Linked DNA regions of Homo sapiens: all the other regions are linked to region 3. Evidence: chromatin loops called from intact Hi-C (ENCODE). Cell type or tissue: mammary epithelial cell. All regions are shown on one strand. Region 1 overlaps AGBL4 (AGBL carboxypeptidase 4). Region 2 overlaps AGBL4 (AGBL carboxypeptidase 4). Region 3 overlaps AGBL4 (AGBL carboxypeptidase 4). Region 4 overlaps AGBL4 (AGBL carboxypeptidase 4).

Region 1 (8,000 bases), 320 kb after region 3:
CTAACTCACCATTCTCCCTGGACCAGGACCATTCTTCCTGTCTGCAGTCTGGGTCCCCTTCAAATCCCACTTCACCAGGGCCACAGGAGAAATCACCCTGGAACCAAATTTGAGCATTGTGCCTCTGTCTCTTAAAACCCTCCCCTGGCTTCCCATTATCTGCAGGAGAAAGTTCATACTCATAACATCACACAAGGCACTCATGATCTGTGCTTGCATTTTTCTCTTGCTTCCTTCTTTATCTTTTAGAAGATATTCCAGCCGTGACAAACATCTTCAAAGGGATCATCATGCCTCAGCATGCTTGCACATGCCTCTGCCTTTATTCAGGATGCTGTTTCATGCCATTCAACTCTCTTTACCTGGCCAAGTCTTACTTTTCCAGTCACCTGGATTTCAATCTTATACTGTATTTGTTGGTTGGTTTACTGCCTTTCTTCCCTTGTGAGCTCTATAAGAGTTTGTCGTTGTATGCAATTGTATTCCTGAAACTAGAAAAGTATCTGGTACATCATAGATTCTCAATTAATTGTTGACTAACTTGTTTAATAAAGAGTTATCTCAGGAAAAAAAAAAAAGACAATCTTACCCCCTCAATTCAGCTCAGGTGTTTCCTATTCTGAGAAGCTTCCAGGGTGTCTCCAATATTAAATCCCACTTTTTGCACCCTGACTTCCCTTATTTCCCCTGCCATAGTGTCATTGCCCTAACTTGCAACTTTTATTTACATGTCTTCTCTAAAGGCTGCTCAAGAACAGGGACTGATTTCTCATCTCCAAACCCATAGCGTCTGGCACAGTACCTTACACAGCAGATACTCAATAAATATTGAATAAATGAATTAATTTTAAGAAAGTTAAAATAATAAAGAATTATAGCATAAAAATAATTTTTCAAGCCACAGGCCTTGTAGTAGGACAGACCCGAGTTTAAGTCCTAACCGTCCGCTTGCTAACTGAGTGGTATTAGAAAGGTGACATCTCTGAACCTCAGTTTTCTAACCTATAACACAAGGATACCAAAATCTACCTTGCTTGTAATAAATGAAACTAGCACAGTACCTGGAAAATAGTCCGTGGTCATCAACATTAATTTCATTCCCTAAGTTTTAAGTTCAAAACAACAGTTAAAAAGAAAGTAACATCACAGCAGAAAAAAAAAATCATAAAATGTTAGAACCATGAGGGTCCTAAAGATTGGGATTTAAGTTTATAATCACACACTTCCTAGGCATGGGATTCATTGCTGTTTTGCTTGAAATATAACAAGGATGTCTCAAAATGAGGAATAAATGCAAGGAAATGACCAATAATGAGATATTATAATGGAGTTTCACTATAATAATAGTCATTCTTTGGTGAAACTGTGAAGCAAGCCAATTCCTCTTTATTGTCTAAATGGAGAAACTGAAGCCCAGGAGTGGGTCAGTGACCTGCCCAAGGCATACAGCATTTGGTGAAAGCTGTTGCTCAAATATAGGTCTCTTGATTCACAGGACATTGCTCATTCCATTAATCCATGTAAGTGCTTCAGATTCAGGCCTAATCAGGGGTGAAGACACAAGAGCAGGGGAGTGGGCTTCTTTTAAAGGTAGAGGACCCCATGTCCTGTCCCTCCAGCAAACCCTTTAGTGGACCTTTTAAGTTCTGAGCCCAGGATTTGATGCTTCCCAGGAAAAGACCGAACCCCAATTCTCACCCACAGAATGGCCCAGACTTCAGCTGAGTTTTGCAGTTACCTCCTAGGGATCTTCTTTGCTGCACTGTTCTTTGACCGCTGCAGCAGACTTGGGCCACAGGACTCTTTGAGGTTTTCTAGTTAAGTTAATGCAGATGCACTCAGGATAGATTCTTCATATTGTTCATTCCATTTCAAGTCTAGCTTGGTTTTACTCCCCTGCACTCTGCCAGATTCTCACTAATCGCAGAAGAGTCAGACTATAACAAGGGAACAGGTTAGAAAATGAGAAGAAGGAACATTACCAGGAAGTTGGTGATAAACTCAATTATCTCTATCCACAGACCTAGAGCAGAGATTCTTAACATTTTAGAAGATGCTGATTTTTTTTTTGAAAATTGTAGAAAATTATGAATACTCTTCCCAGAAAATTTACACAGTTTGTCAGTAGTATCAGAGGGTTCAGGAACCCCTTAATGGCCCTTCTGATATAGAGGCTCACAGAACATCGGAGCTGAAATGTTTCAAAACATCGGCAAGCCAGTCCCTCCTCCAAATTTACAGATTGGAAAACTGATACCTAAAGGAGACTTGCTCCAAGCAAGTGCAGCCACTCAGAAGCAGAGCTGAGGCCTGAAGCCAGGCCCATCAGAACTCCTCTCTTCCTTCTCTCTTCTCCGCCACTCCAAGATCCTGCTATGCAAATATTTACTTTGGTCTTCAGTCTCATTTTTAACTGTGCATCCAGTTGAAGCTTCTAAAAATATATGTGAGACAAGCAGGAGCTGAATATCTCTCAGAAAAGCAGAGCCCCCTCTCAGGTTGAACTGCATCAAAGTCCCAGGCACTGCTGAGCTGGGGCCCAGCTGGGCAGGCACAGCTGATTCCAAGAGCCAATTTTCAGAGCCACGGTCAACTGTCAGTGGGGAAAGGGAGGCACTGCTGGGAAATTGCTGGTGCCTGGATTGGAGGAGCAGGGGAATGAGGAAGCCATGAGGCAAGTGATAGTGTGGGATTTGGAGAGAGAGATTAATTTCCCTCTTGAGTGAGAAGTGGGTCTGAGTTAGACAGACAAGCTATAAATACCAGCAGTCTTGGGCAAGTAGAGAAGGGAGAGGCATCTCGGGTATTGAGGTGTGCTAGAAATGGAGGGAGGACACTCTTCCCTGCCAAAGTAATGAGGAGGGTGATTAGATAACCGTCTTACTAGATTAATGCAGCCTGTGAGTGGTATCCCTCTCCCCTTCCCTGTCTCCAAGGATCCATTCAGGGATTACTTTTTTCTAAGTAGGGAAGCCAAGACCCTTCCCAGTCAAGATCCTGCCCACCTCTCTCATGTCACTTGCTGTATCTCCACCAGATACTGTACAACCACTAGACCAGTGGTTCTCACCCCCAGGTGTGTTTGCCCCAGGGAGTGTTTGGCAATGTTTGAAGACACACTTGGTTGTCACAATGAGGTGGGTGCTGCTGACATCTAGTGGGAGAAACCACGGATGCTGCTAAACACCCTACAATGCACAGGGCTGCCCCCACAACACAGAATCATTTAGCCAAACATGTCAATAGTACCTGGACTATAAACAGATTGAGAGCACAGCCATTCCTGTTTTGTTTACTCTACATAGCCAGTGTGAATGTTCTGTATACCTATTACATGGCCCAGCACAGAGGAGGTGATTGATAACTTATCTGTTGAATGAATCAATGAGTAATAAATAATGAATGAGGCTGGGTGCAGTGGCTCATGCCTGTAATCCTAGCACTTTGGGAAGCTGAGGCAGGCGGATCATAAGGTCAGGAGTTCGAGACAAGCCTGATCAGCATGGTGAAACCTCGTCTCTGTTAAAAACACAAAAATTAGCCGGGCATGGTGGCACACACCTGTAGTCCCAGCTACTTGGGAGGCTGAGGCAGGAGAATCACTTGAACCCAGGAGGCGGAGGTTGCAGTGAGCTGAGATCGCACCACTCCACTCCAGCCTGAGCGACAGAGCAAGACTCCATCTCAAAAATAAATGAATGAATGAAAAATAAATAATGAATGAACAAGTGAATGAATAACAGCAACCTGCCTAATGTGGTCTGAAGTCCAAATACCCACCAAGGTTATCTCATCCAGAATCAGGCACATTAAAAATGAGGTCAGATCTCCATCTGATCTAGCCCACCAGCCTCTAACTTGGCTTCTCTTCAAAAGACCCCATTAGGGTGATGGGCAGCACTGTCACACCTGATAAAGCTGCTGCACATCTGCTTGGTCAGAAAGGATATCCCCTGCTCCAGGGAAACGTTTTTCCCAGGGTAGAGCGGAGAGTGAGAATTAGAACTAGAGATCATCTAGTTCAACTGCCCGCCAATTTTACAGGAGAGGAAACCAAGGCACACAGCATGGAAGAAACCTACAAGATGTTATACCAAACGTCCAGAAAACACAGAATTTTACAAATAGTTTCTTCATCTCTCCCCGTCTCTGTCTCTCTGTTCTTTTCTTTCTCTCTCTCTCATCTTGATTTGTTTTTGTCTTGCTTTTTCTCCCTACCTTTGTTCATAGGCCTAACATGCTAAATAACTCTGGAAACAAATGTGAATGTGACACACTCTTGTCCTTGAAGAGCTCATACTTTGTTGGAGATGACAGTTTCATATGTAGTAATGATAATAAAAAAGCTACTGCATACCAGCATTGTACTGGGTATCTTGGATATATAATTTCTAATCAATGCAATAATCCTGAGGTAGGAAGCATTATGTATTTTAGAGATGAGGACACTAAGGCTCAGAGACAGTAAATAGCCTGCCCAGGTTCACACAGCTAAACATGTAGGAGCCAGGATTAAAACCCATGCTTTTTGGACTTTAAACCTGGCCTTCTAAATACATGCACAACGGAATACAGTGTCAGGAGATAAGGCTTATACTAGCTTATGGAAGGCCATGAAAGCCAGATCTGAGAATTTAGGTCTTACCTTGGAGGTGACAGTGAATCAGTGTAGGGTTGTAGGTCAGGAAGTGACAAGGTCAGCAATTGTGAGAACATCATTCTCAGCAATAATGGGGAGAAACTGGAAGCCAGAAGACCAATTAGGATGCTGAAGCAATAGTTCAGATAAGAGACAAGGATCTGAACAATGCAATAGCAGTGGAGGAAGAGGAGGAGCAGGTTTACTATGTTTAAGAAGTACGGTAGGCAACATTGCCCTTGAGAGGCAGCAAATAATGCCAGCAAAAAGCACTCTGAAATTAGACATATCTGGGTCTGAATCCTGGTAAATCCACTTGCTGCATGTGTAGGTCAGGTGGGGTGGAGTTGGTGGAGCACCCAGCAAGGTGTCTTACACAGAGCCAGAACTCCACCCCTGATACCCAGCACCTTCATCCTGGGTATGCCAGGATGTTTCATCTGCCAGCTCTTAGCTAAGCAGATGAAATCTCAGGCAGTGTGGAATAGGCTGAATAATGACCCCCAAAGACATTCGGTTCCTGATCCCTAGAACCTATCAATAATACCTTATATGGAAACAAGGTCTTTGTAAATGTTATGGTTAAGGCTCTTCAGATGGGAGGTTGAGACTATCCTGGATTATCTGGATAGGTCCTAAATACAATCACATGTATCCCTAGAAGAGACAGGCAGAGAGAGATCTGACATACACTGAAGAGGGAGGAGGCAATGTGACCATGGGGGCAGAGATGGGAATGATATGATCACAAAGCAAGGAATGCCAACAGCCACCAGAAACCAACTATTTCTCTGTTTTCTCCCCGGGGCCTGTGGAGGGAATGCAGGCCTGTGACACCTAGATTTTGGCCCCAGTGAAACTGATTTCTGACTTCTGGCCTCCAGAACTGAGAGAATACATTTCTGTTGTTTTAAGCCACTAAGTGTGTGGTGATTTGTTACAGTGGCAATGGAAAACTAATTTCGAGCCTTATAGTTACCCCAAACTTTAATTCATTCTGTGATGGATTGGACACTCTTCTCACAATTTCCGTATAAGCATTCATCTCCAGCATCCTCCGTGAAGTGAGCCTTTCAGGAAATACCTACTCTGTGGAATTGCATTTCACCCATCAAAAAAGAGGCCTCCCTTCCCGTCCCTATCTGTGTCTCTCCACCTTCTTCTCTCAGTCCTTCTCAGTCTCTCTCACTGTTCCTGTCTCTATTTCAGTCTTATGCATCTCATTTACAGTCTGTCCTCTGCGGCTGTGCTTCTCTGCATTTTTTTCTTTTGTCTCTTTCTGTCTTATCTTTTGCCTTTCTCCCCTCTCTCCCTCCCTTCTCCTGTTGCCTACATTTATATCTCTCTCACACCTCTTTCAGTTTGATTCTTTCCTTTTCTGTCATTTGCTCCCTGTTTTTCTCTCTCTGCTCCTCACCCCATTTCTCCTCAGTTTTCAAGCCTGAGTCTCTCTCAGCCTCTCTGATTATCCTTCTCTCCTTATCTTCTTGCCTCATCCTGACCAGTTTCTCTGTATTTTCCTGTCCATTTGCATCTCTTTCGCTTTTGGTCTCTGCCTCTGCGGCCTCTTTGTCTCTTCCTCTCTCCTGCTGTCTCTCCCTGACCCTCTAATCCATCTCTCTCTATCTCTTTCTCTCTTTCTCCCTCTCCCTCTCCCTCTCCTTCTCCCTCTCCTCTCTTTCACAGGTCTTCTTACCTAGGGGGTGCCTCTGGACTTGCCTGCAATGGGAAAGGACTCTGCAATTGCATCTGCAGCCTCCACACTGCACTTCAGAGAAGGATTCACCTGTTTAGTCATGCACTTGTCTGACACTGTGGGAGGATTGGTGAGGCAGGCAGAGACAAAAGATATTTCATTGTCACATTTTTCTTCTAGCTTTACCTAGAGGCTCCTAGGCAGGTGCCTCTTAATATTCTAGCAGTGCTGTCAGCCTTACCAAAGAGAAATCACTTTTCCTTGGCCTATCCCTCTGCACAATTAATCTTCCCCCTTTAATGGTGATCATCTGTTGCTGGGAGGGGCAGGAGTATGAGCAGAAAATGAATTCTAGGTGGGAGTTTCCAAACAGGGAGCAGGTAGGAATTCAATTTTCTTATTTGGAAGCAGGATAATGGCAAGAAAAGACCTTTATGAGGACAGGGATGTGTCTGTTTTCTCTTTGTTGTATCCTAGCTCCTAGAACAGTGTCTGGCACATAGAAGCCACTTAATATGAATATATAAATGAACAAATGAGAGAATAAATCAATGGGTTTCAATCCTCCTTGCGCCAATACTTGATGTGACTCATCAGACAAGTGACTTCTGATTTTTCATCTGCAAAATGGAGATGGTAATCAGAGCTGCCATGGCCCACAACTAGGGGGAAAGGAGAAGTGGGTTATTGTGTCTGAGAAGTGGGGCAGAGCTCAGCACCCTTCAATGCAGTCAGGCCAGCTGAGCTTGCTGAGGGTTCTAGAAGAGCTGCAGGGAGTGAGAAGTATGGAGAAAGCTTCAGAGATGAGTCCACAAGGGGAGGAGCAGGACAGGGAAGGGAGGCCGCAGGCCAGGCGGGAGGATGTGTGTGAGGCTTGTCTCTGCCGAAGCTGCTCTGGGAGGTGAAGAGGACCTGGACCTGGAGACAGAAAACAGCCATTACCACGAAAAAGGTGTTCCTGACCCCATGAGGGAGGACTCGTCCCTGAGGTTGATTATTATCCCCAGTTTGGGATTGGGCTGGATTTAGCAAGAGCCTAATTGTGAAATGACTGGTCAGGGCTGTGTTTCAGATGAGGAGGATTAACTCCGCTTTGGTGCTGGCCAGCACCTTCACCTCCCCCAAGCCCATTCCCACCCACCTTCTCAAGGAAGCCTCTCTGAGCACTCTACTTAATGCTGCGATCTTCTTCTTGGCCCCAGCACTCCCCTTACCCTACTCTTTATCTTTACTCCATAGCACTTATCACGTTCCAGCATTCTATATAATTTACACATGTATTATTAGGTCTACAGCTTGTTTCCCATAGCTAGAATTTAAACTCCATAAAGACAGAGGTCTTTGCCAGTTTTGTTCACTGTATATCCCAAGTGTCTAAAATAACTTGGCACATAGTCAGTTCTCCCTAAATATTTGTGAGTGAAAGAATGCAGATGGGATTTCTCATAAGCTTATTGTATTGAGGGCTTTGCTTCAATGTACCATGTTAACTGAAAAAGGACTCAAGAGACTACATTTACCCACAGAGAAGTTAGGCCCAGTGAAGGGAAATGGCCCAAGGTCACATGGCTAGTTAATGATGAAAACCACATTGGTCTCTTGATTCCCACTTGTGTGCACTCTCAAGGCCCCAGATCTGAGGCCCTGAGACAGGAGAACAGAGGA
Region 2 (8,000 bases), 190 kb after region 3:
AGTACACCAGGTGACTCTCACTCATGCAAGTTTGGGGATTAACGGGTTGAAGAGCATTGCCCCATTCTCTATTACCTGCAAGCAGGAGCAGTGGCCAACTCCTGGAAACAGCTCTGCCCCAGGTTGCACTCTCGCCCTTTGTTCAAGGTCAGTTTCCTTTCCTAGCTGGTAACTTAATTTGATTGCCCCTTTATTGCCTGAATGAGATCCTTGTCACTCACCACAGTCTCCGAACATATATTGATATTTCAGAGCCTTGGGTGCCAAATCCCCAGAGCCGCCTTGCCAAAACTCTGAGTTAAATATCAGCACTTAGTCACGGAGGGAATTCTTCTTCGGCCTTGCCACAAGGTGGCCGTCACCTTTTCAGCATGTGCCACTGAAATTCGTTGTGGTTTTTCTAACTTCCTGGGGCTAAGCTGCTATCCTCTGGGACAGGGTCGGGGAGTGATTGTGTTGAGAGCTGTTTTGTTGTGTGTTCTTTTGTACAAGGTCAGCTTCTAGCAATCATTTTTTTTCTGATCGCCTGGGATTGCTCTCATCTATGAACCTGTACCACAAGAAGCACAATACATCCCAGGAAAGGAAAACAAATAAGCAAACAAAAAGCTCTATCTTGAGCTCTACTCAGTTTGCAAGGTAACGGACACGATCTTACTGATCCCCTTGCAGCCTTCAGAATTGTGCTGCACATTAATTAGAAATCCAGAGCCCTGGAACAAGGGAAACGACTTTGTGCTTCAATTTAATTTGTTCTCATTTTTTGACAGGGTTAAAGTTCATCTTCCCAGTCTGAATCTGAAAGCAAATTATAGCTGCGTCATTTTTATATTGATGTGCCCAGACTAAAGACCTTTGGAAAACATTTCTTCTGGGAATTGATCTGGCTGACAGTGTTTTCTCTCAATTCCATTTAGCAAACACTGACTGCAGCCTTACAATGTGCCAAGAAGTGTGGTGGTTGCCAGGAGTGAACATAAAGGGAGAGGATGCAGTCTCTCCCCAGGGGAGGTGGCCATGGCACAGGAGAGGTATAGCACACAGAGGACAGCAGTTACTAAGCACCGTGAGCTGGGACACACGGCGGCCTCTGGCCGCAGAGATCAGGGTGGGCTTATTGGAAAAGCGACTAACAAATTGGGCTTTAGAAGGTGATAAAAGCAACATAGTAGCTACCATTGCTGACTGCATGACCTGTGCCAGTGCCGTGCTAATGTAGATGTGCCACTTAATGTCACAACCACCTCTGGAATAAGGAGCAGAAGAACTCAGTGCTTGGAGATCAAATCCTGGCTTATCCACTGGCTAGCCATGTGACCTGGAGCAAGTGAGTCTGATTATCAGTCTCTTGCTCTGTGAAATGAGGGTGACAAGAATGACCCCACAGGGTGGTTGTGAGAATTAAAAGAAATCACCCACACTGATGAGTGCAGAGGTGGGCTGGGAGGGAGAGGTGGAGAGGATAGATAAGGCAGGTTCCCACGGCTGTGGTCACCCATTGAGATCACCCCCACTGTGGCCCTGGTTGTACTGAGCAGGCTTCATCGTCCTAGGCCTGTCAGGCAGCCTTCTCTCTGACACCCCAGTAACAGCTCAAATAATATTAGCCATGATTATTGCTGCACAGCCAGTGGTGTCAGAGCTGGAATTTGAACCCAGGCCTGTCTGACTCAGAGACCCTTGATCTTAACCTCAATCTATTGCCAAGACAACTCAAAGTAGTTGCAAAAGCCAGTGTCTATGCACAGGCCTTCTGATTCTCTTACATTCTTTCCACAATCTGTACAAATGTTACCCTAAAATCAGAAGCCCTCCTCTAAGAACCCTGTGCCCACCCTTCAGGCTGAGCCAGGGGGTTCCCTCTGGGCTCCCCAGTACCCCGTGCTTCCCTCAATCAACTCAGTGAGCACTCAGAATTCCACTGTCAACTTGCATATCCATCTCCCACACTAGACCATGTGGTCCTAAGAGCAGGGGTTGAGAGCAGAGTTTGAACCAAAGTTGGGAAATCACCCCATGTTCAAATTTTCTCAAACAGAAAGTTTCCCTTTAACAGTAGCAGGTAGGAAATGTGTGTTAATAAACCATGGTGCTGGCAGCTTTAAAATATTAATGATTTCTAGAATTGAAAATGCAAATTGCTGTCTGGAACTCCTCCACTTGGCATTAAAGAGAAGGGCTTTGAAAGGACACCATGGGGAACTCAGGAACTGGAGAATGGCCTTGCTAGAAGATGGGAAGACAAATAGACATTTACCACCTTTGTTATTGCCACATTTGCACCATTAAAACGCAAGAGCTAGTCACTGGGTGCTATTTGAAGGCATGGCTTTAAAGTGAGCAGGCTGGGCTTCTCCATCCACTTCAACATTCACATATGGGGTACCTACTATGTGCCAAAAGAGGGCATGTGTGGAGGGAGACAGCTAAGATCCCAATCTGGCCCGGGTCAGCTCAGTCCACTGTGGGCTGTGGTCAGGGCTCTGACCTTGAGCAAAGAGAGGGCATGGGTTCCGGGGAAATTCTCAAGATGTGTGTGAGTGGAAGGGACTGGGATTTTTCTGACAGGTGTTGTTCTCCCCCTCAGTCCCTTAAGTAAAGAGAGGGGTGCTGTGGAGCCAGTTTGGTCCTAAGCATGATCCCTGGCCCTTCTCTCAAATCAAGAGCTGAGGGGAAGCTGAGTGACATCCACAAGGCAACTGGAGAGAGCAAAGGTGGGGCAGAAGGGCGGGGGCGGCGGGATGGGTGAGGGCAGGTCCCCTGGCTGTGGCCAGCAGCTGTGCAGTTACCCCACCGTGGTGCTGGCTGTGCTGAGAAGGCCTGACCATCCTAGCGCTGTCAGGCTGCCCTGTCCCTGACAGACAGGCTGGGCTTGTCACTGCCCCATCAGAGCTCCCGAGGTACTTCGGCAGCACAGCCAACTGACACCTGCTTCCTTTCGATGACGTGTTCGTAGTGTCAGGCAGTCAGAAACTGTGTCCTGGGAGGGCCCCCGTCTCCTAGTAGCCTACCAGTTCCCATTCTGCATCCCTCTGTGTTTGTGGACCAGCTCTCTAACAATGAGCTTTGCCCCTTCTTTCCAGAAATCCGGAGGTATCTCCCCATCACCCTAGTGTCCCCAAAAAGTTGGGAGGCCTCTCCTGAGGCTTGACAGGACCCTGACTGTGGTCCCTGTGTGTCTGGCTTGCACTGTTCTAGGGGCTTTTCTGCTTCCTTCTGGCTCTTTGCTGTGATCTGGGTGTGTGACGTTACAAGGACAGGAAGCTCTGGATAAGTGAGGCATCAAGCTGTCAGGGAAGAGCGCAGGGTTTTGGAGTTAGACTGACGTCGCAGCTGCTCATCATGTGGACTGGGGCCAGTGGCACAGCTCTTTAACCTGCCTGCAGGACAGAGATCAGAGTGCCAGCCGTTCTGCAAGGCTGGCAGGATCCAATGAGCTTATATAAGTAATGCGCCCCCTGGCGCCTGGCACAGAGCAGGTGCTCAACCACCGAGATTTCCCTTCCTTTCCCTTCTCCTACCCTCCTAGGAGCCTGGATCTGTACCCTGACATGCATGTATTTGGACCCCTTCTTTGCTGTGGTGGCGAATATGTTAATCCTCTTCCTTCATCCTTTGAAAAATGTCTTTCTCCTTCTCCTCATGCATGCAGCTTACGTTTTCTTACAAATCCAATCTACTTGCAGGAAGCTTTGTGAGTTCCCTGAGACACTGCACGTCTATTATATTGGTACTTCTTGTCCTGTTCCAAGGAAAAGACTGTGTCTGAGAAAAATTATTTGCTTGATGTAGGCATGTTCTCTTGTCTACTCACCCCACACCCTTGCCTGTTGTTCTGACCAAAGTGGTGTTATCAGAGCCAGCCCCAGCCACTTACTGGGGCTTCTGATCCTCTTGAGCTTAAGTGTTTTAGAACTGGAGGGGACTGAGAGACCACCTAGCTCCGCCCCTTCTTATGACAGATGGTGAAACCGAGACCCAGGGAGCAGAGAGCCTGGGCCAAGCTCACACTAGACCACTGGTCCTCTTCTCCTTGTGGCTGCACAATTTGCAGCCACAATGCAAATTAGAAGAACAGTTTGCTGGAGTTCTTCCCCAGAACACTGAACTAGAATCTTGGTGGGGGCAGTCAGTGGGGTGTTCTGGGCATCAGTATTTTTACAAAGCTGCTGCATGGTTCTAATAAGCAGCCAGGGTTAAGAAACAGAAAATAAACCGTGTTTCTTGCCAGTGTATTAGCCTCACATACCTAGGGGAAAGCGTGAAGGAACTGTCCACAGGAGCCTGTTTCTGCAGGATGGTTCACCAGGGAGGGCCCAAGATGAGCATTCCCCTCTGCAGACGCAGAGCACCTGACTGGGTGTTCTTAATCAGGTATTTCTATTAGTCAGTAAACATTTATATCAGATTTCCTATGTGGCAGGCACTATTCTACGTGCTTTACAAATACAACCTCATTTCCTCCTGAGGGCGTTCCTGTGAGACAGTCTGCTATGATCCACATTCTATGGACAAGAAGAGTGAAGCACAGAGAAGTGAAGTAACTTGCCTGGGCTCACACACTCAGAGAGCAGCGCAGTCACTGCGCTTGTGCCTGAGTCCCTGTTTGTTACCATTATGCTCATTCACCTCTGGGTTCTCAGGTCACACTTGCAGCACCTGCCAGCACCTTCAGACCTTCAGACCCCCCACTCAAGCCTTTCTAAATGAATGGCTCTGCCAGAAGGTGGAAGGTAGGACTGAAGGTTTCTGAAATCAGTAATACTGAAAGCTACCTTTGTGGAGCACTGTGATTTATACATCTCTCCTTACCTAGTTTCTGATGAAACCATGGCGGAGCCACTTACCTAGGCCATACAGCTTCAAACCCAGGTCTGTCCAGCTCTACTTCCATGTACCCCAGGTATAACCTGAGGTAGAATTTGTAGAAAGAATCCAGGTTTATCCTAGGAGTTTTTTCGAGGAGCACATAATGGCATTCTATAAAAACACCCTCTGGAAACATATCCTGTGAATTAAATTTTTATAATTTATTTTATTCAAGAAAGATTCCATTCGCTGGTGATGGCATGGCCTAGAATTTAGGGCACAGGGTGGAGAAGTTATATAAGAACTGCTCAAATGTTTCTGATCTAACATGTAAAAATCCAGTTCACTGTGAGACCTTGGTCAAATCACTTTTTGTCTTAGAGTCTTGGTTGTAAATGGTGACATTAATTAGACCATACTCAGCTCTAATGGTCACTGTTCTGTGACTGCTGTGTGATATCAGACAGCATCCTTAACTCCTCTGATTTTTATGGTGGTAGAATCCTCCTCACTGGAACAAAAAGTAATTGCTACAGGAGAGTTGGTGTTAAGTGTAGCTGATTGCTTGTTAATCCACTTACAATGATGGATGTTTTAAAATCCATTATTGAGGACTATTGCATGCCAGGTGGCTTCCCATGCAGATTTCATATCTTTTTGACATTGTCCTTTTGTTTCAGCCACGTTGATGAGGCTGCTCTGACTCACCTATTTTGATATGCGGACATTTTGACACAGCTGAGAAAATAAACCATCACACCTTCAACTTCTTAAAAAAACATTAGCAAATAATGTGGCATGGAGACATTTCAGGCTAGTTCTTCTCATCCCAGAATTTCCCCCATCCTTGAGCTCCGCTTCTGTCAAGGGGGTCTAGGGAGGGGAGAGAGGGAAGAGATTGGGCTCAGGGTGGGCTCTGGGTCAAGGCTGGGGATGAGGATGGCAGGAACAGTAAGGAATTGGTGGGAGTGAAGGACACTGAAGATCCAACATGCGATGGGTGTGGCGGGGGGGTCTGTTTCACACAGTACCTAGTAATTTTCCAAACCAATTTTACATTTAGATGCAGCCATTTCAAAACCGTTACATCAAAACAACCATGTCAAAATGCCCTTCTCTGTCTGAGACAAAGAAAATGAGTGCCAGGAAGATATGAATAAGACAGGGCTTCTGCCCCCAAAAAGCTCAGAGTCACCAGAGGGGAAAAGCGGGACAGAAAGAGAAGCAAATTACTATTATACTGCTGGGCAATTGCTATAATAGCAGAAGGGGCTGGGAGGGAACAGAGCAGAGAGTGACTCACTGCCTGGGGGTGAAGCAGGCTTCCTGGGGGAGGGAGTGACTGGGAGCTCAAGAAACACATGTAGAATGACTAATAATAGCCACAGTTAATTGAGGACTTACCATGTGACAAGCACCGTTATTAGTACTTTATTTTAATTCATCTAGTCCTCACAGCCACCCAATAAGATGAATATTATTATTCCCATTTTACAGATGAGGAGACTGAGACACTCACAGGTTGAGTGACTTTCCCAAGACAACACAGCTAGTAAGTCGCAGAGCTAGAATTCTAAATCAGGCACAGCCATACCTAAGGTCATGCTCACCCACCCATCCCCCCCCTCCCCGCCCCAACGCGCCCAACACCCCCAGCCCACCTACAGCATTCTGTGGCCTCTCTGTGAGTGAACGACGGCTTGGGGTGAGGGAGAAGGAACACCAGCTTTAACGTTAACCAGACCTGGGTCTACTCTGCTCTCATCACTTGCCAGCTATATGACCTTGGACAATTTGCTGATCCCAGCCACCTCTTGAGTCTTATTCCTCTGGTCCTCATTCTCCCCAGCAGACATCACTCAATAACCGATAGCTGTATTTTATTGACATGGTAGATATGCGGCCAGCGTGAATGTATGGCAGGGATTCACAGCCATTAACAAGACAAAGTTCCCTTTGCCATGGAGCTAATGCCCCCAAGGAGCCAGCTCCGAGGACCCAGGAGCGTCCTCTGGACAGAGGTGTGAGGAAACTAGAAAGGTGTGAGGAGGTGTGATGAGTAGGTGAAACAACAGTAAGAGGCGAGCGTGGGAGGTGGGCAGGGGACAAGCGGGCTAGGGAGTACCGCCTGGGTTAACTTCGAGTGTATGGGGAAGCCGCTGCAGGACTGGGAGTACGGGAGTGAGATCCATCCGCCAGAAAATGGGCTACAGGGGAGGAAGGAAGCAGCAGGAGGCTTCTGTGGTTGTTCAGACAACATGCAATGGGGGCGGTGTTGAGCTTGGGCAGTGGCAACAGAAGTAATCTCCCTGTTGAGTACCTGAATGCTTCATAAACTGTATAGTCCTGGGCATATGGGAGTTGGTTCAGAATCATTACTCTTATTTCTCCCTCATGACTGACCCTTCCTTGCCTTCCTTGGCTGTCGCCATTCCATAGTCTGTTTAACAAACTCGTGGGCAAGGCATGGGTTGGTTTGTTTTCTCAGCCCAGAACAATTGGTTTGTTTTCTCAGCCCAGAACAATTCAGCTTCTCTGGCTCCTCTGAAGATGTCATGTTGAGAGAGAGAAAAAAATTACACTCTTTAATAGAAATACTTTTCCTTCATTAAGTGAAATCTCCAAAGCCCAGTAGCATTTTCGGTGCTTATATAAAAATGCCAGTGGGGATTTGAGATTGAAAGTGGTATTTTTATACAACTCAATGAAGATCTCAATAGGAAAGAAAGAACACTCTTCAAATCTGAGTTCCTCCAGCATTGGGCAAGACAGATCTTCCACTCAGGGTCAGGATCACATTACTCCCAGGCCTACAAGGAAACTTTTCCTGAAGCTCTTGGAGTGCTCATATATATCAGTTCTCTGCTTGGGGAAATTGTATTAATAATGTCCTTCCAAGGCTACAAACCATTTAACTTGAATTTCTGTTTGCACCTCAACTCTAATAACTTTGTACAAAACCTCAGGTATTTGTAGGAGTTTCAGTCAGACGCAGATGTGTGCAGGTGCCTGCACATAAGTACAAACAGAATAACATCTCTTTAGTATAGCTGGGGAATCAAATTTCCCCTTGGGAATGTCAAAAGAAAGACTAGTCTCCTGAGATAGAGAAGGTTCAAATTCCAGCTCAGAGTCTTACTAGCCTGGCAGCCCCGGGCAACGTACTGAGCCCTCACAATACAAATTTCAAA
Region 3 (8,000 bases):
CACGCAGAACCCCACACATCAAACCAGCCACTGAGCTCCCAGAACAACACGTCCCTTCTCATTCTGGGAGGTAATTGCAATGCAGTCGTGACCAAAACGAAAAGTGAATTTTTAACCATAGACTCGTAACTACCCATCAAGATGAAGAAGGCCAAATTCTCTGTGGTCCAATTCCTGGGTCCCCAAGACAGAAATAGAGTTTTCACAAAAATTATGGGGGTAGTGCATGAGTTTTGTATGGGTATGTTGATGTGTGCCTATTGGAAGACAAGGGGTAAAACTAAAGACCTCTTTTGGTGACCAATTCAGTGGGACCCTGTTTAGTTGCCATCCTGGGAGCAAGTAATCACCAAATCTGAATTGAGCATTATCTGTTGGTCAGGTGCTAGGCTAGTCCCTGAGAGGAGAGAAATAAAGAGGGCACAGCGCCTGCCTTCAGGAAACTCACACAACCACTAGAGAGGATGGAGGAGTGAGGAGGTCACGGAAATACAATGTGATGGTGCTCTGATGGGGAAGGACAGGGGAAGGACCCGATCTAGCACAGCCTTGGCAAGTTAAGCAACGCTTTACAGCAGAGGTAGCGTGAGTTAAGAGCCAAATAACAAGCAGGAATTAGTTAGACAGTTCCTCACTAGTTTGGGTATGGGGTTGTTGTTCCAATTAGAGGGAACAACATGTGCAAAGGCAAATGACGAAAGCACGGCAAATTTGGCAACCAGAAGTGGTTGATCATAGCTAGAGCTCAGAGTCTGAGAGGACAAGAGATGGAAGGCAAAAGCCAGGTTATAGAAGTCCTCCAAAAGCCACCTAAGGCTAAGATTTTGTCTTATAGGAATCCTGATGAGTTTTAAGATGTGCATTCTAGAAAGCTCACTCCAGCTGCAGTGTGGAGGATGACCTGTAGGAAAGAAAACTAGAAACTGGGAGAGCTTTAAGAGGCCATAGTAAAGGGCTAGGTACCAGATAGTGAGAAGCCCAAAGGCTCAGCCTGAGGTGACACAGAGATGTAGCCAGCACTCGGAAATCCTAGTATTCAACCAGTGCATTCCCCCACTCTGCCTGTTGCTCCCCCGTTTAGAGTGATTCTTCCTTTTTCTCTTTGCTTCGCCTTCCTGTTAGGCCCCTGGGGGTTGGCGTACGCTCTTTTTATGGCTGAGTACCTCATTGCCAGCTAGCTTAAATAACTTGCCTAGGATAACAGAGCTCAGAGGTTATAGAATCAGAATTCACCTTTGTCTGTCTGATTTTGAATCCAGCACTCTTCAGAATGCTTTCTTGGTTGTTTGTTTGTTTGTTTGTTTGTTTTGTTTGTTTTTAATGCTTTCTGTAACTGCAATCATAGGGGCTTCAGATATGAAAAAATAAAAGAGTATCTTCTAAGTTGAATATTGCCTGAAGAGTCTCCCAGATTCAGAAGGCTTTATCTATATTGGTAGGCTGCAGTAGCTGGGCTTTTCAAACTGGCTCCTTGTGACAAAATAAGCAAGTGTTTATCCTACTGGTATCTTGTTGATTAATGCTACCTTCCCTGAAAAGAAAAAGATTAGAAACAAAATCACAGTTGTAAGATCAAATGTATTAGCTATGACCATAAATATATGTGACTTACACTCTCCTACTTCAAAACAAAGATGCAGCCTGGGATGAAAAATTATATGAACATAATGTTGCACAGGATTAGACTTGTACTTCATTTATTATATATAAATACAATATCATTAAATATATACACATAGTGAGAAAGATGATAAGAAAATACACCAAAATATTAACTATGGTTCTCTTTCAGTGGTAGGATTTCATTACTTTTCACTTTTACTCTGAATTTTCTGGAAATATTCCCAGTTCTTGGTTGCAGTTGACTCAAAGCAATTTTTCTACTTTTACTCTGAATTTTCTGGAAATTTGGAAAATGACAAAAATCAGCATGTGTGATTTTCATAATTATGAAAATTTTAAAGATAGGTTCTTTAACTTAGGACAACTATAGTTTTCAGAGAGAATAATTGAATCCAGAAAAGGTCCAAAGTTCTTGAGTAAGGTGTCTAATTAGCCCAGCTTTTAGGACTTCTACCTTTGGAGAAGTCCACTGTGACTAGAGGTGGGGTGACATGGTACTAATATAACAGCATTCACTCGATGCATGGGGGAATAATGGATAATTCCTGGAGCAAGGGTGCTGGTGGACAATTCCTCAAGCATCCACTATAGACACTCTGGCAATCCCTGGATACCCAATTCAGAGGTTACTCCTGCTGACCTTAGAATCCCCACCCTCCATTGTCCTTATGAGGTCATACTCAGCATTCACCACACAGTGGTTAAGCAAAGAAATTGGTTTCCTCTGAATGTCCATGGGGCACCATGTTTATCAGGGAAGGCTGGATGCAGGGGTCATACACAGCCAGGAGTCCACATATCTACTCCTGATTGATCCAACGCTGGCATACCCACATTCCTTCAGTAGTCCATAGAATCCCACACAGGCACACTTGGATGCATTCTCCTCCATCCAAATGTGGAACTTCTTTGTCTGAGATGAATGTCCTCTCCCCGACCCCAAACGCACATACACACACAAACACACACACACACACACACACACACACACACAACCACTACTACACATGTGAAGGCTCTGCCTTCCTTAGACTGTAGCTTTTGGTCAGAAAGTGGTTCAAGAGTCATCAGGCCCTGTCTGCCTATTAAACCTGCCACCTACCTTACTGGCTTCATTTCCTCCCTATCCTACCATCCATATTAAAGGCTCTTATCTCTCTCAGTTGGCAACCAATTATAATAATTTGGTAATTCTTTATGTCCAACATGCCCCTCTCTGTATATGGCTGATTGTACATTATTGGTCAAATTCTATAAACCATGTGCTCTATTTTTACAAATGCCACATAGTTTTCATTGGCAATCTCAAATGATTGTGCCTGGTAGACTAGTAAGGAAAATTTTCACTTCATTTCAGTCCTTTTATTTTTGAATGACTTTGAGGGAATTATTTAAATATTCCAGTTTCTTAGCTAAAAATTGTTGCAGAGTCATTCTGGAACATACACTTTTGTTTTCGTTTGCACCTAGAACATGCAGGTTTTGTAATCCTGTTTTAAGAGCTAGAGGTTAAAACAACAGCCTACGCATATCTGCTTGTGCCACTAGGTGGTGCACACATATGTCAGTGATCGGTGGGTTAAAGGGGCTTATCACCAGGTTAGTGTTAATTTATCACCACAGAGGTGGTACAGACAGTAGGAGCTGTAGGAGTGGGGAGAGATAGTAATGCTCTGGGCAACAGTAAAGAAGGGAAACCCTCCCAGAGGAGATGGATTGACAGTATTCCTGGCTACAGACATGGCAGGAGCAAAATCTTAAAGGCAAAGAACCCCAAAGATGTAGCAGGGGAAAAGTCTTGGAAAAGAAAGAGCATGTTTACTCTCCATGCTGATTAATTCCTAATCAACAGGGTCATTGCAGAGGCATAACAGCATAGTTGAAACATTTATTTGAGCTAGATGACATCAAACATTCCTTCCAGACCTTTGTTCTGGGAACTGGGGACACAGAGGTGAAATGACATAGCCCTGTCCTCAAGTAGGATCAGTGAGAAAGGCAGACAATGAAGACGGTACATGATACTTTCTCCTAGTGAGAAAGACAGTACATGACAAAGACAGACAAGGAAGACAGTACATGATACTGTCTTCATTGTCTTTCTCACTAGGATCCTACTTGAGGATCCTAGTGAGATAGGCTTTGCAAGATGCATTGGAAGAACAAAGTGTGAAATTCTGTTCTGAGGAAGGGAGATAAAGTGGTTAGGTTTGGGAGGTGGTGTTCAAAGAAGACTTCATGGAAATCTTGAGGTTTCCATGGTTGAAATCTTCAGGAAGGTTGAAATCTTCAGGAAGATTTCAAGAGGGTAGACAGAGATGATAGCATAAGCAAAGGCATGGAGGTTTGAAAGGATAATGTCTGTGGATTTGGGGACTAGTTCAGTTGAGTTCAGCCAATACTTACTGAGGGGTACTCTGTGACATGTACTGATTTTACTAAAATTAATAATAGGTGTTCTAGGCCCTTAAGATGCTCCTCATCTAGTGAGAAAGACTGATACATGCACAGAAAATTAAAATGTGAGAGGATAGTTGAAAATGTGGTCCCTTTTAAAATCTGACTCTGTCCTTTGAGCCCCCAGTGTGCTGGCTACAGGTTCTCAGGGAGTTCTACACCAGAAGAGGGAGCCTGTAAGCACACTACCTGGTTGCGTTTGGCTCCCAGTCACTGATGGCATTTCAGTCTCACTTGCTCATTTTAGAGTTGCCAAGTTTGAGGCCAGAGACAGAAAGCCAGGACACAAGCCCAGGCCTGTCTGACTCTGTCAGCTTTTCTTCCCTTTTTTCTTTAAAGAATCCTAGGCACAGAGTTGCCGTTTAGCAATAGTTCTTAATTAGAAAAAAATACATTTCAGACAAATAGGCCATCTTCACCAACTGTGATCATCACAAAGTCAAGTGTATGAAAAAAGGACATGATGGATTCTTCCCTTATGTATGAAGAAAGTGCCAAGCCACATAGGTTGACCTTGGCAAAGGCAGCTTAAGCCAGATGTCCCACTGGCCTGGTTCCGTGTTAGGGAAGGAAGAAGGTCTGGCTCCAGCGTTCCTTCTAGCCCACATGCGTGGGTGGGTGTTTCATATCAGTGCTAGGATATGTTCTTACTGTGTAGATTAGTGACATCTTAGAGTTGCATTGTTTGCTTGAAAGTGTCAACTGGAATGAATTATGAGTTGGCAGGAAAACAGGTATGTGTGTTTGAGAAGGCACTGGAGGGATCTGGACCTCCTTTTAGGTACATGAGAAGTCATTGAAGCAAGGGGTAGAGAAATCTTACAGAGATTTTGACTGAAACAGATCAAAGTTAATGAAGAAGGAGGGTGACCCTGAGGAGAGGGAGATTTGAGACCAGGTCTTATGAGTAAAGGACAAAGGACCTGGGAATATTTAGACTGGAGAGAAGACAACACAGATCTTCATCAGCTCTCCAAACTATTGTCATGGACTGAAGTAGCTAGAAACAGTGATTGTGTCATCAGGAAGCAGCTTTTAACCTTGCTCAAAGTAGACCTGTCTAACCAAAAAAAGTAGTGGGTTCTCTACCAAGAAAGAAGATGAAACAGAAGCAGTTTATACAATTGGTGGGGACATTTAGGGGGTCCCTGCCCACGTGGCAGGTCAAATCTCTGAACTTTAAATAAGTAAAATTCATGAAAAAGTAAGAGCCATCTTACATAAACCAAGGATCAGATGTTCTGTAATAATAACAACATCAATACTGCATAGATCTTTTTATTGAGAACCTTTTAAGTACCAGGCATCATGCTAGATTATTTATATTCATTGCCATATTTTGGACTCTAGAGTCAGAATCAGAACTGACTAAATTTTAATCCTGACCCTGCCATTTAATGAAGATGTCTTGGACAGACAGTTTCTCCCCTCTAAATATCATGTCCTTCTCTCCTGTACAATTGCCAGGAGTATGAAAAAAATTGATACATCAAAGTACTTAGTACTGTGCCTGACCACAGTTAGTATTTTAAAATGTTTCTGCCTTCCCCTTTCTGCTTAAGCAGAATTTTAGGAAGCCATTCTTGGATAGAGGCAAGATAAAGAGGGAAATGCAGGGGAGGTAAAATATAGCAAGGCCTCCACTGCACAAAATACTAGGTGATTGAAAGCTCCTGCAATTTGTAATCTAGAGCAATGACTCTCAAAATGGAATTTGTTTGGACCTCTTTTAAGAAAACAGAAACAGAGATTTCCAATACTATTTAGGGAAAATCAAGTGTAGGAAAGAGAAAGAGGTCAGCAGGAGGACTGGGACTTAAGGAACCCTGACTCAAGTCTTTAGAAGGGCTGCTCACCACTTCACCAGCTGCAGCCTCCTGTACCCACTTCTCTACCCTCAGGTTTTCATGGCATCCAGTCTAGGACAGTAGCTGTGCTGTAATAGGGAACAGGCCTTTTGAGATATTGATCACCTCAGGCTTTGGGGTATCCAAGGCCAGTTGCTTCCAAACATAAGCTGCCTCATCCCTATAGCCTAGTGTGCTAGACAAATATTATTCTGTGTGAATATTGTGTGGTAAAAAAGGATAAGGATTCAGTTAGAAAAGGAATGGTTGGTCATCACTAATTGAAATTGTTATAGTATTATGAGCAGACTTAAGAATGAAACCAATCTAGAAATATCTTGGTTAAAAAGAAGTATCTGGAGGGTGGCAGTACAACAGGCACTCAAGGCAAAGAGCATTGCCAATATATCGGACACTCAACCAGTGCAGCCAGTATAAGCAAAGGGAAATCTAAAGCTATCTGGTACAGAAGAATGAGCCCATGACTGGGAAACTGGAAAGGGACCTTCTCTGTGGCTCTAGGTGAGCCACATTCTGCTCAGGGCCTCATTTTCCATAAGTATGGTATAATTTGTCTGAGAGACCTCTAAGCTCTAACCACCTACGCTTCCAAAGACAAACAAAAAGCCCATCCATCCCCCTTTGTCTCTAGGGTACAAACCCTCTCTGCAGAATTGGAAGTGAGTACCACATTCCGTATGATTTACCCTGCAGTATGTCCCAACATCCTCTTTGCTTGTCCGCCCTGACCTGCTAAGCACAATTTTGGCTCTGGCTCAAATCAGTGCCCTCACAGTGTGTTTTCTTTTGCAGCAACAACGAAAGCTTGACCTCCTGACGATAACCAGCCCTGGTGAGTAGGCGTGGCCCTTCTGCCTTTGCTTTTCCCTTATTTCTTGAATGATGCCTTGTTGCCTATCCAAATGCAATTCTTGCCCTTCTCTTTTGGCTCCCTGAATGAACGGCAGAACTCTTGCACCATGAATGATTCTTCTCCTCCCCTACCCTCTGCTCCACAGGCAGTTTATTTTCTCCCTGCCAGCCCTGTGCTGCCTCCTCTTGACTATGGGTGGCAGGGCTGATACTCTGGATGTTGCTGCATATTCTAGGGTCAAGTTCTCTCCAAATCACTCATTGGACCCACGTGTCAAGGAAGTCTCCCAGTCCCTGAGAAATAAGTTTTAGAATCATGTGGAATGGAGAATCTGCTTGGAAGGTGCCATAGAATGAAGGGAGGATGGCTCATAAGATTGGGCCAGTCTGGGAAAGTGAGCAGATTTGGTTGGCTGTGTAGAGGGTCAAGATAACTTTTGTCTCTCACTTTTAAGGGAAGGTCAGGTCCACCCAAAAAGCTGTGACCATGACCATGGGATTAAAAGGTCTTTTTTCCCCTCTATAGCTGACATCTGGCCTAGAAGAGGCTGAGCAGTTTAATTCTTTCAGAGAGGTATTTTACTCTGGTTTGGAAACTTAAGGCAAAGTTGGACAAAAAGAGGTACTGTTCTGTCTTATGATCATGGGGATGATGGTGCCAGCAGGGTTAGTGAGCATTTGAGAGTTGATGTGGTGGTTATCTTCATCCATGGGTGATATTCAAAATATTTAACAGCCATCTGCTATGCTAGGCATTAACACTTTGGTTACTGGACTGTGGGGAGTTGGGGTTCTGGAGGAGGAGCTAGTGTGGCACAGTGGTCATACGGCAGGTTTGTGGGTCTCAGGGGATGACTAATTACCAATACATTTGGATATGTTTCAATATATTAGTAACCAGCATGGCTGAACTCTGTCAGCCCTTCCCTCCACAAAGCCTACCATGCTGTATCCATGGGCCAGTGCCTCACTTTCAAAGAGACTGAGATATTGCCCTCTGTAGTCACTATCCTAGCAATTATCTGGTCTACATAACTAGGGTATAAAAAAGTGACTGCAACTGTAAGGTGCAGCCACTAGTTTGGGTGACCTTACTATAGTTCTATACCTGACAGAACTCTTTGAGCTTGAGACTTCTGAAGAATAAAGATAGAATTAGTTCAAAAAAAGTTTACTCTATTCCATAGAATGATCTACATT
Region 4 (8,000 bases), 300 kb after region 3:
AATAAATAATTGTTGAATGCATGAACGCCTGGAACATTTGAGGGGGGCTTAATTGGACAATAATTGGAACAAAGATGTTGAGTCATTTCTGCCTTTAGAGTAAAAAGAATAAAACGAAAGCAGCTTTGGAAGTAATGATTTGGGGAAATGAGGTTTCCTGTGCAGTAAAATGGTTTAGGCATCTTAACTGACACTATTAAGTTTGATATTGATCAACAGGGCAATGTGTCAACTCCCACATCCACCACACTACCCTTCTGCCAGAATTGAAGCTGATTTTGGCTGCATTCACAGAAATAGATTTGGGGAGTAAGGAGGTGTTGGCCTTTCTTTGCCCTGTTATGTCAACGACCCTGGGAACTGTGTGTTCATTTCTGGCCCCTACTCTATGTCGAATATTGATAAAATGGTGCACAGGTCCTGAGGCATCAGGTTGGAAAGGGAACACAAAGCTAGGTTTACCAACTGCCCTGGTTTGCCTGGGACTGAGTGAGGAGTTTCCCAAAACAGAGGACTCTGTGCCAAAACCAGGACATTTCTTAGCAAACAAAGATGGTTGGTCACCCTACCCAAAGCTATGATATATGAGGAACTGGTAAAAATAATTGGGGATATTTTCTTTGGCAAGAAGACATTTAGGGGCTACATATATGCTTTGGTCAAATCTCTAAAGTAGCAGTCCCCAACCTTTTTGGCACCAGGGACCGATTTCATGGGAGAAAAATTTTCAATGGACCAGGGTTAGGAGGGGAGATGGTTTCAGGATGAAACTGTTCCACCTCAGATCATCAGGCATCAGTTATATTCTTAAAAGAAGTGCACAACCTACATCCCTCATATGCATAGTTCACAATAGGGTTTGCATTCCTATGAGAATCTAATGCCAGTGCTGTTCTGACAGGAGGAGGAGCTCAGGTCATAATGATCCATCACCTGCCACTCACCTCCTGCGGTGCAGCCTGATTCCTAACAGGCCACAGTACCAATCCATGGCCAGGGGCTTGAGGACCCCTGCTCTAAAGAGCTCTCATGAAGCAGAGGGAGTAGATCTGTTCTCTGTGGCTCTAGAGGCTAGAACAAGAGCCAGTGGGAGATAGCTCCATTCTGAACTTTTGTGGGGAAGATAAGGACAGGGAGGGTCTGGAATCCAAGGCTACACTCACTGAGCACCTATGCTGTACCAGGCCCTATGCTGGTTTCTGGGGATGCAGAACTGAGTGGCTGTAGCCTATGCATGGTGAGGTTCCCAGGTGGTGGAGGAGATGGGCAGGAGAGTGACTGCAGGACAGTTGTGACAGATGGGAACACAGGACATGGAGAAAAGAAGCATCTAACCTAACCTTGAGGGGATCAAGGGGTGGGAGGAGGTGCAGGAAGGAAGCACCATCACTTTTACCAAGTCTAGAAGGATGAGAAGGGAGCAAAGTGCTCTGCAGGCAGAGAGACTAGTTGTGCCCAGTCCAGAGAGCTGCTTTCCTCCTGTGGACATGTCTGGGCCTTGGGTGTGAGTTAGGGAGTGAGAGGCAATGAGGCCGGAGAAGGCTATGGGAACCAGCTAGTGAAGCACCAGTGACCCACAACCACACCAGTGCTGCCTGGAGGTCACTGTGGCAGCAGCGGGCAGGATGAGTTGAATGGGGTCAGTTGGAGATAGGTGAACATATCGTAAGTAAATGCCACAGCACCTCACCAAGTAACACCCGCCTGCCCTTCTAACTCTTTTCATCTTTAAAAGGATGTGTTCCTGGGAGATCGGCTCTGAAAGTAAATCTAAGGATCTCCTTCCTCCTGATTCCCCTCGGGAGCCCAGATCCAGTTTGTCAGATCATACTGTCTGGCCAGAAGTTTGGGATATCTCCTAGTGGAATACTGGGTATTGGACAGTATTTTGATGTGAGATTCATGAGCCACATACTTTATTAATCCAGTCTCTGCTGCTGACTTGCTGTGATCTCGAGCAAATCACTACCCTGCCCGAGATCCCATTTGTAAAATGAAGGGTTTGGACAAAGGGCCTCCATCCTTCAGGCTCATTCAAAGGGTTTATTTAATTTAGATATAACATTTATTGAACATCGACTACGTGTAGGACATGGTCATCTTAGGATTTGCTGTGACCCCTGGGGCCACAGGGCCATTCTCTACAGGAGCACAAACTCTCCCTTTCTTTCAGAAAGACGCTAAAACTAGCATCTCATACCTCACTTCAGGCTGCATGCCCAGCCAAGACATGCTGCCTGTCTGGGATTTCTTATCCATCAATATTTTCCTTAAGATGATAAATGTGCTGCCAATAAGAGGAGGCAGCTGCCAACTCTGTCTGAGACAAGGGCCTTTAGCTGGGGTTGTGGCCGTGCTTGGCTTGTTGATATGTCTCAAGAGACAGGAGGTGGGAGTTGTGGCTGGGAGGGATGCAAGTTGGAACTTAGAGGGAGGAGGAGGTCAGGACCACTGCTCTCAATCCATGCAGTTTTGGCCATGAGTCAGTGGAGAGGAGAGAGAGGAGGTAAAGGATGCTTGGATGTCAGTTCAAAAAAAAAAAAAAGAAAAGAAAAGAAAAAAATATACATATTTTTATGGTATTTATGAAGCTCCTGCAGAATGCCAAGACCTGGGTAAGCCATCCAGAAATAAACAGCATTCATCAGTGTATAAAGTGTATTCGGAACCATCATTTCATTTGATCCCCACAGCAATCCGTAGAGATGAGTATTATTATCTCTATTTTACAAACAAGGAATTCAAGGGTCAGAGAAGGAGGTGCATTTTGTCTCTGTGTTCGTATCCTAAGCCAGGACCAGTCTCAGCCTCTAGAAGTACAGAAACTCAGAATTGGATTAAGAGGAAGCCTGTCCAGGTGGAACAGTGCATAGGTGGTGGGGCAATATCCTCACAGAAGCTTGAACTTGTTTCTTCTGATATTAAATCCTCTGATTGCTCCACTAAAAGACACTTTCTTTGAAGAAATCAGCCATATGATTGAGAAGCTAATAGCTGAGATATAACAGATGCCATCGTTAATAATAGAATGAAGCAAGCATAGTCTTTGGAGCCAGGCTGACCTGGGTTCAAATCTCGGTTCTGCTATTTACCAGTTGTGTGAACTTAGGCAAGTGACCTAATCTCTCTGAGCCTCAGTTTGTCCATCTGTAACAATGATTATTATATTTACCTCACAGTGTTGTTTTGAGTAGATGGAAGCAAAACAAATTCTCAGGTGCCTAATAGATTACCTGGAACATAATAAGCACTCAATAAACGATGCTCTTATTATTATTATTACTAGCCAAGTACCCAGTTGGATGAAATCTGAATAATAAATTCCTAGGTTATCAGAAGAGATGAAATCTGTTTGGATTATAGGTTTCATGGAAACTTCCATGAAGGGTTCTTAAGATTCCTAAGAGGTTCTTCAGATTCTTAAATAACAGCTTTCTTAAAGGTGTGTTCAGAGTACTCTGATACCCCAATAGAAATCTCTGTCCTCACGTGCATAGTTTGGAAATTTTACCAGGACAAATTCATTTAGGATTAGTCTCAGGACTCAGTCTACAGTCAAGATCTGTGACTAAAGCCAGGGTTCAGTCTGTGACTGGGATTTGGTATTTGATGCTCTGCTAGAAACAGCATATATTAGCCCTCCTTAGTCTGGTGTTGAGGAAATATGTTATGATAAAGAGTTAAGACACTTGGGTTCTCATCATGGAATTTAAGAACTGGAAAGTCCAGTGATTTTAATTTTTTAATGTGAATGTAGACAGCTGACACTTCATCTGTGCCAGTTTCCCACTCTCCCTACTGCACCTACCTTGTAAATATCCGGGCAGATCAAATGGCATAGTAAGCGAGAAATGATTTTGAAAACCGTTTCACCCTGGACTCAAAGAAGGGATGATTCCTGGTGAAGGGGAAGAGCAGGAGGGGGCTGGGGAGAAGTTGGAAGCATGTTGCTCTATTGGACAGAAAGATCTAGAATAGGGAAGGGGCAGGGGCAGGGCCTAGAGGAGGCGCTGGGCCGGTGTAGAGGCAGCCACAGAGGACCCAAGTCAGTTTAATTCCCAGCCTGTGTTAGTAGGGATGTGCATCAGAACCTAGCTCCATCAGAAGGATACTGGCCACAGGGCTGGTAACCCACTGAACTGAGCAACAGTCTGGACTCTCTCCAGCTCCTTCCCTCTGCCACTTGTCTTTGGGGGACCACAAGCTGCGGCTTTGTTGCAGTTGCCTGAGGTTGAAGTGCCCTCTCCTGGCCCCCAGGGTGCATGGCTGCTGTGAGAGGCTCCCTTCCACATCGAGGATTGGAAGGCAGCCTGGTCCTTTGTCAGGGCTAAGACCTATGCTCTGGAGGGCTTGAGCTATCTTTGTGGGGCTGGAGACAGGAGACGCACCCCCCCTTCAGTTCTCCCAGGTCTCTCTCTGCATAGCATTCCTCTTCCCTGATAGGTCATCTCTCTTTCCTCTTTCATTCCCCGTTTTGTTTTCATTTTTGTCTTTTTGTCTTTCTATTTGACTCTCTCTCTCCCACACACACACTCACACACACTCACACACACACACAATTTGCACATAACTTTATTACACCCTCTCTTACCTTCTCCACTTTTTATCTTCTCCCCCCACCCAACCTCCCTTCTTTCCTCCCACCTCTTCCACTTTTTTTTCTCTTTTTCTTCCGCCTTAGCTCCCTCTCTCAAGGCGAATAGTGGAAATGCATTGCACTAAATACATATTTAGTATCAGAAACTCAAACAAGAAGCCACTCTGTCCTCTCTTAAGTGGAGAATTAAGTATTCTCCACTTCGATGACCTTGAGCAATGCTTTGTGCTCTGACACCTTAACTGATGTTGAGGATTGAATGAGGGGACCTGTGTCAGTGCCTTTTACAGTGGCCTCTGACCTGGGCAGGGGCTCGGTAGTCCCTGTCCTTCCTCATATCCCTTTCAGCCCCACTCTGCTGCCTCCTTCTTTTGTTCTTTTCCAATTCTTCCTTCCCTCTCTCCCTCCTTCACTTTCCCCATTCCTCATACCATAGTTCAGATTCAGATTCAAATAGTGTAATACCTATTGAGCTTTTCATAAATTGGGGACTTGACCTTCACCTTGAAGGAACTGTTTTTGGGGTTCACTGTCTGTCACTTCTGCCTCCCCAAGAGAGGACAGAGTAGCTTCTTGTTTGAGTGTCTGATGAGGGGCTGAATTAACTGTGAACTGAGTTAAGGGACAACCAGAGGTTGTCAGCATGCCCAGAGGAGTCTCTGTTCCCAGTGTGTCCTACAGGAAAGGTTTGTGGTGAGAAAGTAATCTCCCGAGGCCCACATGACATCCTGGTGGATGTGTCCATGGGCCAGTTATTTTAATTTGCTTGCTCATTTATTTATCACTTGTGGTAAATTATAACAAAAGCACCTGCCACAATAAAGCAATGAAAGGCATTTCCTAGCCCTGAGCTCTTAAAGAAACATCTCACCTGGGAATCCATGTGGGGGCCCAGTAGGAGGCAGTGGCCTCTGGCTTCAAGAGCATTCCTTCAGCAGATGCCAACATGAGTGTCATGAGGATGCCTCTCATAGTGTCCCCTGATGAATGCCAAGGGCACAGTCCCAAAACACAGTGCAAGCACGCAGCTGTCTGAAGTCTAGCTAGACACTACACCAAGGCAAATGTGAGTAAAGTGCATCCTTCACACCATCCTCTGAGACTATCACATCTTTCAGCCCAGCTATGGAGAAAGCCAGGACAACTAAGTGGTGCAGGGTCAGGCAAAGGCCAGGAATGCGGGGATTTGAGCTGATGTGGCTCAGTGGTTGGGAACTCAGACTCAGAAATCATACATGTCTGGTTTCAGATCCTAGTTTTGCCACTTCCAGGCCCTGTGTGACTTTGGGCAAGTTACTTCACTGCTCTGAACTTCATATATCTTATCTGTTGAATACAAGTAATGGTACAAACTTTTCAGGGTTGTGGTGAGAATTAAATGAGCTAATGCATGTCAGTACCTAACACCGTGACTGGCTCCTGGTAAGGGATGATATCTATTATTACGCCTTACAATTCTGTGTGCTCGCTTCATGGGGATCCCAATAAGTCAGGGATCTGCTGACCAGGTGGTTGGGAGGCCATCTGATTGCCTGGATGGAGAACTGTCTGCACCACTACAGAGGCACACGAAGCCAGATGACCAGTTTTAAAGCAAAAGAGGATTCTTCTTTTGAGTTCCCTCATAAGAAAGTGTGACTGTAGTCGACCCCTACTTATACGCACTAAGGCAGACTGGAAAATCTCAAGCACACATCCCCTTGGCTAAGCACTTTAGTGATAGTATGTGCGAGTGGATGTCTGGGATTCTGGGAATGCACAACATTTACAGCATGAGGAAGGCGCCTGAGTTTTAGAAAGCTGGGAATCTCTCGAGAGAAGAGACAGATTTACTGTTTGCCTACTATGTGCCAGATACTGTGCTAAGTGCTTTATGGCTTCTTTAATTCTCATGGCAGCGTTATGAAGCAGTCACTATATCTTACAAGTAAAAAAAAAACGTTAACCCACGATATTAACTTACCTGGAGTCACCAAACTTGTATGAGGCATAGCCAAGCTCTGAACCCAAAGCCCCAGGATTCCACAGCACTGTTCTTCCTCCTGTCCTCACATCCAGACTGCCTGTGAGATTTCACCTGCCCTGTCCCACCTCTCACAGCCCTCCAGCCCCTACTGCTCCTCAAAGAGGCAGCAGACTGCGAAGCTGTGGCGGGACAGACCCCTCTCTCCAAATGTGGTGCACATTGCCTTCACTCTGCTTTGGTTTTCTTCTGAGTGACTGAGAGTTTCTACCTGGCCTAAACTCCTCCATACCTCTTCACCGGAAGGTGATTGTTGAGGGAAAGTTACTGGGCTCTGTTGAAAGTCATTTTTAGATTCCAGAGCAGGACAAGAAGGAACAATGACTTCACATGTGCATGACTAATTCAAAGAACTTTCATCTTCAAAATGTCAAACTTTATGGTCAGTGGCTGTTCCACAGTGAGCAGCAGCACAGTGAATATTAAACTACCAGGATGGCAGGGCATCTAGACTGGAAGTCTTTGTAAGGGCAAACAATCTCCAAAGGTGATGGCAAGTGCGGCAGGCCAGATTTGAAGTACAATTTGAAAACACAACTTCATTGTAAGTGATTGACCACCTGAGATTAAGATGTTCTAGGTAAATGGCACATATTAGCATGAATCTTTACTACAACCCCAAAAGAGTGGCATTATGGTCCCATTTGGTGATGGCGGAGGGTTGCGGGGCAGATTGATGCTCAAGGTAATTAGGGGATTTGTCCAAGGTCACATAGCAAGTATTTCTCCTGATTCGCAAACCCAGGTCTGTCGGCCTCCTCCAAAGCCTGCTCTTTTGCTACCACAGTACACTGCTTTTTGACTTCATGGCTTTAAAGCAACATGACCTTATCCATGTTTAGACCCACCAGTGACCCATCAATTTGTTCTAAGAAGGATTTGGAAGAAGTTAGTAAGGACCTACTTCATGTAACCTTAGGTCTGTGTCAAGAAATAAGGCCTTAGAAACAGTCCATTAGGTTCTGGGCTCCTGGAAATCAGGGAAACCAGGCTGGAATCCAGACTACCAGAAACAGCCTGTGTAACTCAGTAACTCCATTTTCCCGCTCTGGGTTTTCACTTTTCTACCTGTGAAAGTGTGAGAGTGAAAAACACAAAACAGATATTTACCAAGCACCTACTCTGTCACATGCCCTGTGCTGGGCATTGGCAATCGAAGATGAGTAAGACATTGCTTCTTCCCTTAAGGTGCAGTTGAATGAAGAAGTCTCTATATTCTTCCCTGATCAGACATTCTATGAACTCAAACTGCAACCACAAGTATGGATGATGGGTCAAGGACCTTCGACTCTATTCAGTGTGACTTAGGTCTGTTATAACCTAGACATAGGGTTTTGAGCTGTACCCTAATGGGCCCAGGGTCAAAGCATACACAGAGAC

Evidence for each region. A loop is a pair of places that touch in the nucleus more often than their neighbours do. Peaks named below come from ENCODE experiments on the same cell type or tissue, not always from the same donor. Only the 100,000 strongest peaks of a DNase experiment are listed, where the experiment ranks them.
Region 1: it touches region 3 in a loop (15-fold over the local background); 2 of 110 quality-filtered maps call a loop at or near these places.
Region 2: a loop joins it to region 3, with 3 times the contacts of the local background. A loop is called at or near these places in 2 of 110 quality-filtered maps.
Region 4: a loop joins it to region 3, with 7 times the contacts of the local background. A loop is called at or near these places in 6 of 110 quality-filtered maps.

What each region holds. Positions count from the first base shown.
Region 1 is chr1:48,547,768-48,555,767 of GRCh38, reverse strand. The region is part of intron 11 of AGBL4 (AGBL carboxypeptidase 4); the gene reads left to right. Among named protein-coding and RNA genes, the nearest start is that of SPATA6, 80 kb to the right of the region's middle. In mammary epithelial cell, a CTCF peak has its summit at 3,155 (motif pointing left); a DNase peak (open chromatin) is centred at 307.
Region 2 is chr1:48,672,969-48,680,968 of GRCh38, reverse strand. The region is part of intron 6 of AGBL4 (AGBL carboxypeptidase 4); the gene reads left to right. Among named protein-coding and RNA genes, the nearest start is that of BEND5, 100 kb to the left of the region's middle. In mammary epithelial cell, a CTCF peak has its summit at 3,462 (motif pointing left); DNase peaks (open chromatin) are centred at 5,518 and 6,138.
Region 3 is chr1:48,865,971-48,873,970 of GRCh38, reverse strand. It overlaps AGBL4 (AGBL carboxypeptidase 4), which reads left to right. Exons shown (of 14, transcript NM_032785.4): 6 at 6,741-6,780. Among named protein-coding and RNA genes, the nearest start is that of BEND5, 93 kb to the right of the region's middle. In mammary epithelial cell, CTCF peaks have their summits at 3,175 (motif pointing right) and 4,246 (motif pointing right); a DNase peak (open chromatin) is centred at 4,340; H3K27ac peaks cover 786 bases.
Region 4 is chr1:48,569,083-48,577,082 of GRCh38, reverse strand. All of the region lies in intron 11 of AGBL4 (AGBL carboxypeptidase 4), which reads left to right. Among named protein-coding and RNA genes, the nearest start is that of SPATA6, 100 kb to the right of the region's middle. In mammary epithelial cell, a CTCF peak has its summit at 4,248 (motif pointing left); no DNase peak of the experiment used is centred here; H3K27ac peaks cover 212 bases.